Regions from separate parts of the Homo sapiens genome. Here regions 1 and 2 are each linked to region 3. A link is a contact called in ENCODE Hi-C or POLR2A ChIA-PET data. All regions are on one chromosome and are shown on one strand. The core of a region is the stretch at or near the end of the contact, and the rest is flanking DNA. Distances in the headings are between cores, read along the strand shown. Region 1 holds the start of RBFOX2 (RNA binding fox-1 homolog 2). Region 2 has its middle 37 kb from the start of APOL3. Region 3 holds the start of EIF3D (eukaryotic translation initiation factor 3 subunit D).

Evidence for each region. Hi-C counts contacts between places; a loop is a spot of excess contacts on that map. ChIA-PET counts read pairs that join two places held with the same protein, here RNA polymerase II (POLR2A). Pooled maps may share reads with other maps.
Region 1: a loop to region 3 is called in a pooled map, with 6 times the contacts of the local background. The contact joins the promoter of RBFOX2 here to the promoter of EIF3D in region 3. A Hi-C loop is called at or near these places in 7 of 50 pooled maps. POLR2A ChIA-PET finds 5 or more read pairs at or near these places in 2 of 52 experiments (RWPE1 and WTC11).
Region 2: a loop to region 3 is called in a pooled map, with 6 times the contacts of the local background. The contact joins the enhancer-like site here to the promoter of EIF3D in region 3. A Hi-C loop is called at or near these places in 5 of 50 pooled maps.

The regions. Positions count from the first base shown.
Region 1 is chr22:36,026,958-36,030,173 of GRCh38, forward strand. RBFOX2 (RNA binding fox-1 homolog 2) reads right to left here and starts at 1,867. Exons shown (of 14, transcript NM_001349999.2): 1 at 1,283-1,867. The coding sequence starts at 1,468. RefSeq lists a silencer at 2,033-2,102.
Region 2 is chr22:36,122,290-36,125,470 of GRCh38, forward strand. No RefSeq gene overlaps it. Among named protein-coding and RNA genes, the nearest start is that of APOL3, 37 kb to the right of the region's middle. RefSeq lists an enhancer at 1,712-2,006 and a silencer at 1,947-2,016. Within about 2 kb of position 1,827, at least 31 of the 41 ENCODE cell types and tissues checked have a DNase peak (open chromatin) inside an H3K27ac peak, as active enhancers do.
Region 3 is chr22:36,527,348-36,530,494 of GRCh38, forward strand. EIF3D (eukaryotic translation initiation factor 3 subunit D) reads right to left here and starts at 1,819. Exons shown (of 15, transcript NM_003753.4): 1 at 1,729-1,819. RefSeq lists enhancers at 1,330-1,379, 1,690-2,089.

The sequences.
Region 1 (3,216 bases), core at 617-3,116, 500 kb before region 3:
CCAAGAGTGGTGTAATGGAGACAGCACAGGAATAGGAATTAGAAGACCAGGCTTCTAGTTCTAGTTTTACTATTAGCTAACTGGGTGGCCTTACCCAAGTCACCATCTTCTCTGGACTTCTGATTCCCCATCTATAAAATAAGGTGGTTAAAACAAGCTGGGACTTGAATCTCCTCCAAAAAAAACAAAGATGAAAACTATTGACTCTCCTCCACCAAAAAGTGCACATCACCTACTATGAGTAAGAATCTTCCAAGTCTTCCCAGGTTAAGAACCCCTGGAAAAGATGATGTCTAGTCCTCCTAGCATCCCTCTAACATCCTATGACTCCGAGAGAATTAGGCACAAGTCTGCACAACTGTTGGTAGGTGAGACTCATCATGTCATAGCAGTATTTTCTGGGCAAAGACCAAATCGTAAAACCTCCAAAGGTTTCAAGGTCTTCTTCAAAACTATGAAGTCAGCTGACATCAATACCTTTCCCATTCCCTACCCAAATTAACCACGTTTATCTTTCAATCCAGAATTGAGAATCCAGTCTTCTAATAGCCCTATAAAAAAATTTTTTTTATAGCCCGGGACATTAAAGAGCTATTTTGTGTCCTGGTGATGTAGAATGCAATTGGCAAAGAACAGGAGGGACATGTCTAGTGTCTCCCTTCAGACTCATTAGTATGCTCCACAAAGTAAATGAGACTGAGCACCACCGTGTCCCCATAACATTACCAAACTCCTTGTACTTCTCACACTCTGTGTGATTTAACCCACAATCTCAGCCACATCCCCTCGGGGCTCTCTCGAGGAGTTTTCTTTTCACTCCTCTCATTGAAATGCCACTTCTCTTCCCCATCCCAGCGTGTGCCCAGGGCTGCCAAAAGGTACTCCCTCTTCTCGGGAGGTTTCCCACCAGATCTCCTTTTCCTCGACTCAGTCCAGAGAAGCCAGGATTTCCCGGCTTCCACTCCACCCCAAGGCACTAAGGAAGGATTTGAAAAAATGGAATCCATCTCAACCTTGTTCGATTTCCCCCCAAAACCTATCCACTCGTCGTGCCTCCTGGCCCCTCAGGAATCAGGACCCTCTCGGGCACACCAGGTTCAGTCCTGCAACCTTCGTTCCTAGCCCGAGCTCGCCCCACCTTCCAACCAGGCCCCGAATGGCCCCCCATCCCACCTCCAACCCAGGACTCCCGGAGGCCCTCCCTCTCTCCAAGCCGGGGAGCCCGGTGTCGACCCTCACGCCCACCCCCGCAATAACTGGGCGCCCCGTCCCGCGCGGTCACCTGCATCCCGCCGCCACCGTCGGCCGCCGCCTCCTCAGTGCGCGGCCGCTTGCTCAGGCCGGGATCGGCTCCGTCTCCTCCCGCTCCGGGCACCGGCAGCTCCAGCTCCGACTCCCGCTTCATGCCCCGGGCGGCGGCGCCGGGCCCGAGCTGAGGCGGCTGATGCGGCTGGGCGCCCTCCGCCATCCGCCCGCGCCCCCCTCGCCTCCGGGAGCCGGGCGACCCGCGACAGGCCACCTCCCCCTGGGCCTCGGCCCCGACTGTCGCGACAGGCGGGCGCGCGCCTGCCCCCGCCCCCGCGTGCGTGCGTGCGTGCGCGCGAGCGGACTCCGCGCCCCTCCGCGCCTCGCGGCCGCCGCTCCTTGCCTGACCGCTTGCTCCCCGCCCGCCCGCCCGCCGGGTTGTCGGCGCGGGGCCACTGGCGGGTCGTGATGAGCACTCGCTCGCGCCCCCGCACGCACACGCGAAACCCGGCCCGGCCCGCCGCGCCGCCCCGCCTCTCGCACTCCCGGAGCTCGCCCACCGGCCGCGCTGGCTCACACTCTCCCTCACAGCACGCCGGCCGAGGGAGGAAGGGGGCGGTCCGGGCTCCCGAGGCGTGGGGAGGGCTGTTTATTTTGGGGGGAGGAGGGGCGCGAGGCAGGAACGAGCTGACTGGCCGGGATCCTCCGACCCGCCACTGTGGCAGCACCGGGAAGGCGGGGAGAGAGAAAGAGGGAGGGAGGGAGGGACCGGGATGTAGAACTCCAGCCCGCGCGGGAGGCTACGGCGAGGGGGGCGGTGGCGGCCCGCGGGGGGGGCGGGGCCAGGCCCCCTCGGCAATCTCCGTAGTCTCCTCGCTGGCTGCCCGAGGGAGGCCGGGAAGCGATCGGGGAAGCTCGGGAATCTCCGGCACGGGCCTGGGATTGTCCTGGAGGCACAGCGCGGCTGGAGTGCGGGGCAGCGCGGGGGGGGCGGGGTCTGTCTCCTTTCTGGGCGGGGCCGTATCCTGGAGCAGGCGGGGCTTGAGAGACCCGAAGGCCAGGGAGTGGCTCCTGCTTGCGGTACTAGTTGTACAGAGTTAAGTCCTGAGTTTACTCGCCTGAGCACCTTGGTTCCCGGAGAGGGAATGGGCACTCTGTGAGAGGCAGGCTATTTGCCTGCTTCCCCTCCCGCAGAAGAAAAAATGTCTCAAATTGGAAGGTCGAGGAATGAAGCCACCCCTCTATGGTTCACCCCAGTTCTGAGAGCTTTTACTCTAATATAACTCACATTCCTAATGAAGTTAGTAATAATACCCGATGTTTGTAAGAGCTTTAGAGTTTGCACAATGCATCCACAGACCCGTTTCAAACTGGTGATATAAGTAGATACCATGATCTCCATTTCATTGATGATGAAACTGAACCTTAGTTAAATCCTGCAGCAAAAAAGTGGCAGATCCGGAATTCAGAACACGAGAACATATTCTCTTTCTTCGTACCTTGCTGCCTGAGGAGCACTTTATGACTTACCAACTTCGTGGAGATAGAGATATCTGTGCAATAGATTCTCTCCCCTACCAGACTGTGAGGACAAGGACTGCAGTGACTTCCTCTGAGTTCCATATCGTGCCCTGTACGTTATAGAAATAAAAGGATATTGCGTGAATAACCTGGATTCTAATCTTGGCTTTGCTAACTAGCTTAAACAAGTTACTTCATCTCTTTGGACCTCAGCTCCATCATTTGTAAAATGAGATGGTTTGGATCAGTGGCTTTCAACCAAGGAGAAATTTTGCCATTCCACCACCTCCACTCCCACATTTGTCAGTGACTGAAGGCATTTTTTTTTTTTTTTTTTTTTTTTTTTTTGAGACAGAGTCTCGCTCTGTCGCCCAGGCTTAAGTGCAGTGGCGCGATCTCGGCTGACTGCAACCTCTGCCTCCTGGGTTCAAGCGATTCTCCTGCCTCAGC
Region 2 (3,181 bases), core at 577-3,076, 410 kb before region 3:
CACCATGTTGGCCAGGCTGGTCTTGAACTCCTGACCTCAGGTGATCCGCCTGCCTCAGCCTCCCAAAGTGCTGAGATTACAGTTGTGAGCCACCACGCCTGGTCAATAAGTGATACTCATTGTTAATAACAATTCTAGTTCATCTAAGGATTTAAAGCTGTGTACCTTTCATAGTGTTCTACAAACAGCTTCCTGATTTCCAGCAGCTTTGCTTATATCAGCCAGGATAGTCTAGGTTATGCTGCAGTAAAAAACAAGCCCCTAGGCTGGGCACGGTGGCTCACGCCTGTAATCCCAGCACTTTGGGAGGCCGAGGCGGGCGGATCACCTGAGGTCAGGAGTTTGAGACCAGCCTGACCAACGTGGTGAACCCCTGTCTCTATTAAAAATTCAAAATTAGCCGGGCATGGTGGTGCATGCCTGTAGTCCTAGCTAGTTGGGAGGCTGAGGCAGGAGAATCGCTTGAACCTGGGAGGTGGAGCTTGCAGTGAGCCAAGATCGCGCCATTGCACTCCAGCCTGGGCTACTAGAGCGAAACTCTGTCTCAAAAAACAAAACAAAACTAAACAAAACAAAAAAACAAACCAAACAAACAAACAAAAACCACCAAAAAGCAAGCCCCCGATCTCAGTGGTTCACAACAGCAAAGGCTACTTCTTGCTCACGCTACATGTCCATCATGGGGCAGGTGCCTCTCTGCTCCGGTTGTCTTCCCTCCTGGACTCAGTATCATGGAGCAACCACTTTCTGGAAGATTGCTGGTTGCCACAGTAGAGGAAAAGGGTCTTATATCAGCATTCATTGCTGTGGCTTAGAAATGACACATATTATTTCCATTCAAAACTCTTTTGTCCAGAACTGGTTACATATTCCCACCCAACCATAAGGAGACCAGGAAGAATAATCCCACTGTGCATCTGGAAAGGGGAAAAGCCAGACAAATGTGGCCAACAGCCCCAGTGACTACCACCACAGTGCTTTTGAAAACCACTGCCCAGAGCCAGAAGGATGGAGGATCAGCATGGCGGTAGGAGGAAGGGAGAAGCCAGAGGGGAATGAGGAGGAGCCGGGGTGCCTGGTATGGAGGGCCATCCATCCTTGGTCAATGTGCAGGGCTGGGGCCAGAGGAAGGCTGGGCGCCTTTCTCATCTGGACCCAGACCCAGACAGACCCCGGGGCCATTCCGTTCTGCAGGCAAACAAGCCAGTCCCGCTAGAATGTGGCAGTCACAGGCTTTCAACATGGAAGGTGGAGCTGCCTGGACGCTGTGTTTTTTTTCTGTTTGTTTTTTTGAGACGGAGTCTTGCTCTGTCACCCAGGCTGGAGTGCAGTGGCATGATCTGGGCTGATTGCGCCTCGGCAAAATCTCGGCTGACTTGCCTCCCGGGTTCAAGCGATTCTCCTGCTTCAGCCTCCCGAGTAGTTGAGATTACAGGCGCGCACCACCACGCCCGGCTAATTTCTGTATTTTTAGTACAGACGGGGTTTCATCATGTTGGCCACGCTGGTCCTGACCTCAAGCGATCCGCCCGCCCAGGCCTCCCAAAGTGCTGGGATTACAGGAATAAGCCACCGCGCCCGGCCAGACGCTGTGTTTTCCTGGCACTCCACTTCATGAGCAAAACTGTCACAGAGTAGTATTTCCCTGGCTCCACCCCTCCGGCGCTGCTGGATTCCTGAACCTATTCACTTCTTCTGAAGTGCTCTCAACTTGGCCTCCCTGGCTCCTTCCTGGTGCAGACATTTACTCTTCCTGCTCCGGCTTTGTGCCTCTGTAAAACTGCTGACGTCACCAGCAGCGGCTCCGACCGCCTGTCCTCCAAGGTCCCGGGCTGCGGCTGCGCAGCGCCGACAGCACGATGCGTGTGCCGACAGCGCCACCTCCTGGCTCTGCCGAGGCTGTTGGCAACACGCAGGGCTCGCAGTGCGCCCGCTTTTCTACTGCAGCCCTCAAAATTCAGCACGAGGCTTGGCTAGGGGAGCTTGAGTGGCTGACACTGTGGTCTGGTTAGTTTCCATTCTGACCCATGCTAGCCGTCTTTCAGATTCTAGAACTCAGTTCTTCTCCGGACCTCCCTCCCAGCCACAAGTCTTTGAATATGCGGCCTGCAGCTGGGCTCCCCTCATCCCCGCTCTTCTCCCCAACCTTCTTCATCATCCCTTGGCCGATCTTGAAGACTTAGCGGAGGCAGGGCGCAATGGCTTACGCCTGTAATCCCAGCACTTAGGGAGGCCGAGGCGGGAGCATCACTTGAGGTCAGGAGTTTGAGACCAGTCTGGCCAACATGGTGGAACTTTGTCTCTACTAAAAATACAAAAATTAGCTGGGCGTGGTGGCGGGCACCTGTACTCCCAGCTACTGGGGAGGTTGAGGTAGGAGAATCGCTTGTACCCGGGAGGCAGAGGTTGCTGTGAGCCAGGATTGAGCCACTGCACTCCAGCCTGGGCAACAGAGCGAGATCCTGTCTCAAAGGAAAAAAAAAGTCTTAGCTGAAACGTCACTTCCTCGACTCCTCAAATTTAGTCAAGCCCCCGTGCTATGAGATCTCTCCCCTTCTTGCTGGACGGGTTGGCAATGCTGGAGGATCTTGAAAGAGGAACACTCATGGGTCAAGAGCATTTCCTAACAGCGAACAGAGGTTTCAGAATCCTCATGAGCATCGGTGTCTCCTTGCTGGGACGCTGCTCACACACTTTGTGATCCTCAGAGGTGAGATGCAGGCCTATTAAACACGCTGGCCTTGGTGAGAAAGCCTCTGTGGGTTTCCTGTTTATCCCAATAAGCTGATTCAGGAAAGGAGACATCTCCTTCCTTCTCTGTTTGCCATGGAGGACTCACACCTTTCTTGTCCCCAGGACAGTGGACATCTGTTTGCCAATGCAGACCTCGTGCTCACTGGAGGCTGGAGAAGGCACGCTCAAGAAACGTTCAAGGCATGACAGCTACCCAGAAGGCCTCTAGTGCCCCAAGAGCTGCTCATCAGCCCCATTTTCTTCCTAATATTATTTAAAAATTTAAAGAAATTCAGTGAAAGTGTAAGCATACAGGCATAGGTAGTAGGTAAACTAGAATTCACTCTTGCTGGGGGAATACCACCCAGGGTTTGAAAAGATACAGAAGGCAAAAGAAACTGCATTTAGTATAATAAAATACAATTAGGCAGAGCACGGTGGCTCATGC
Region 3 (3,147 bases), core at 569-3,068:
AAAAACGTGAACCAAAGCAGTCTGACCCCAGAGTCTGCACTCTGCATAATGCTATAGCCCTCTTGGGAATTAAAAAACCGGCGCTGTATAGCAGATGGCTGCCCGACACTTCTATAAAAAAACCTATGCATTTATCTTCCGTTGTAACCTTCTGAAAATGCTTAGAAGGCGAGTTCCTAGAGGAAAATTCACTACACAAGTATTTCTTGGAGGCCGGGCGCGGTGGCTCACGCCTGTAATCCCAGCACTTTGAGAGGCCGAGGTGGGCGGATCACGAGGTCAGCAGTTCGAGACCAGCCTGGTCAACATGGTGAAACCCAGTCTCTACTAAAAATACAAAAATTAGCTGGGCGTGGTGGCGGGCACCTGTAATACCAGCTACTCAGGAGGCGGAGGTTGCAGTGAGCCAAGATCCTGCCATTACACTCCAGCCTGGGCAACAGAGCAAGACTCCGTCTCAAAAAAACAAAAATCAAATGTTTCTTGGAGGCTGGAGAGCAATCAAAAGAACAGGTATGCTGAACTTAGTAAACTCTCCTCAAAGCCCCATGCTGGGGAGATTGAGGCTTCCTTCAGAGATGACATTTGGGTGACAGCAACACAGGATGAACCTAGAAGTTTCATCTTTCTAATAGAAACTATAGGAAGAGGACAGAAGAAAAAGGGTGGTGGTCTCAGAACAATTTGTATTAAATAAATATTGCTGAGCTCCTACGTGTTAGGCCCTATACCAGATAATTTAACACCATTGACCACCCCCCCACCCCTACTTTAGAGGCAAAAATTTGAAGCTCAGCCTACTCAAGCAGCTGACCTCATCATTTCAAAACAGATTTGATTTCCAGGGTTGCCTGCTGTCAGTCCAGCCTTCTTTCCATTATATTACAGCTGGGCAGCAGCCCGCAAAGATCAGGGGTTTGAGACCGTACATCATAATACCAAGACAACGAGTCTCAAAACACACTTTAAAAAATCGGGTTCTGTCAGAAGCTCAAGAAGGGAAGAGGCCCGAGGCTCGACCTGCATCACCTCCCTGGAAAGCCAGGGATGAGATACCCTGGCTTTAATAAATGTTTTTTTTTTTAAGAGCAGAGCGGAACCAGGAGGAGAAACTGAGCCGCTCAGCAAAAACGAAGTAACAGCTGTACTAGTCACAGGGGCAGGATAGGGAGGTTCCAAGAGGGCACTCAGAAGGGGCTCTGTGGTTGGCAGGCCACTACAGATCATAAGCCGTCCATCGCTGAACAGGGGGTGGGGTAGATTTAAGATCAGAGATCAAATCTACTTCTCTATCCTAGCCTCCAGTTTCACAAAAAAGGAAAGATAACCTATGCACTGTGAATTCCTAAGAACAGGGGCCAAACACCGCTCAGCCTGGTACCCCTAAGACCTCACTCAAAAAGTCAGGGAGTTTTCGGCCACTTCAGAAAGACTTTGTTGTTACCCCTCCGTCTTAACCCAGGTGAGTTAAGTGACAATCAAATTCACCCAGCTCATGGGCACTGAGCAGGGCCGAGGGCCAAGGACCTCACCCACAAGGTCGTGTCCCGCGTTCAGTAGCGTGCGGGACGCGGGGCCCCCGAAAGTGGATTCCTGCCCCGCCCAGCGGAGGGACGGCAACAGCAGGAAGGGACTAAGAGAGGTCTCTTCCGGGAGGCCCCCCGAAGGCTGGACCTAGTCCGAACCGGCTCCGGAGGGCCGCAGGAACCTATGAAACACGCCGCTCACCTGCAATGGCCTCGGCCGGCCGGGATGGCAACAGATGGTGCGTGCCGGGGACCGCGTTAGCAGCAGCACTCTTGAGAAACCAGGAAAAGAGGAAACATGCGCGCGCAGCGGGCGCCGCCGTAAACACGACCGGCGCTGTCGTAAACTGCTCTCCCGCTTCCTCTGGGTTGGGCGGAAGAACTCACGAGCCGTAAAGCGAAGGTCCACCCGGAAATCCGTTACTGCGTTTCGCCAGGCGTCCTCATTAGCCTCCGAGGCGCCGAGACGCGAGAGGTGTGATTGGCACTACGTCAGGCGGTATCCGGGGACGCCCAAAGAGGGCGTTCATCACTGAAACTTGGCGGCCGCGCAATCGAAGCTCGAGGCGGGGAGCGACTGGCGCCCTTCTGTGTCCCACAATGCTTCGCGGCGCGCCTCAGCCCCCATGTATCCCACCGTCACCCGCGACTCCCCGCCTGTTCTACCTGCCTGCTTAATGTGAAACTCAGCGCAGGGGAGGTCCGTCGGTGTCTTAGGCGGTCCTTATTGTTACTCCTCCGCCTTTATAGTTGTGGAAACTGAGGCTCAGAAGTGCCAAGTGACCTGCCTAGATCAGACTGTTAGTTTAGGGTTCTAACCGCCAGAGTTCAAACCATACTTCCGCAGTTCTCAAACTTAATTGTAGGACAGGGATTTCTGGAACAGTGTTTTTATTTATTTTTATTTATTTTTTGAGACAGGGTTTCGCTCTGTCGCCCAGGCTGAAATGTAGTGGCAGGATCACGGCTTATTGCACCCTCGACTTCTCAGGTACAAGCGATCCTCCCAGTTCAGCCTCCCGAGTCGTTGGTGTACACAGGCACGCACAACCACGCCTGCCTAATTTTTGTATTTTTGGTAGAGATGGGGTTTTGCTATGTTGCTCAGGCTGGTCTCAAACTCCTGAGCTCAACAGTCCACCCACTGGGGCTAGGGTTACAGGCATGAGTCACCGTACCCGGCCAGCTAATGATTTTTAAAAATTTTGTAGAGACAGCGTCTCACTATGTTGCCCGGGCTGGTCTTTAACTCCTGGTCTAAAGTGGTCCTCTCGCCTCAGCGTGCGGAGCAGCTGAGGCTACAGGTGCATGCCACCATGCCTGGCTAATTTTTTTTTTTAGACGGAGTCTTGCTCTGTCTTCCAGGCTGGAGTGGAGTGCAGTGGCGCTATCTCAGTTCACTGCAACCTCCGCATCCCAGGTTCAGGTGATTCTCCTGCTTCAGTCTCCCGAGTAGCTGGGATTGCAGGCGTGTACCAACATGCCCGGCTAATTTTCCTTTTAGTAGAGACGGGGTTTCACCTTGCTGACCAGGCTGGTCTCGAACTCCTGACCTCAGGTGATCTACCCACCTCGGCCTCCCAAAGTGCTAGGATTACAGGCGTGAGCCACTGCGTCCGGC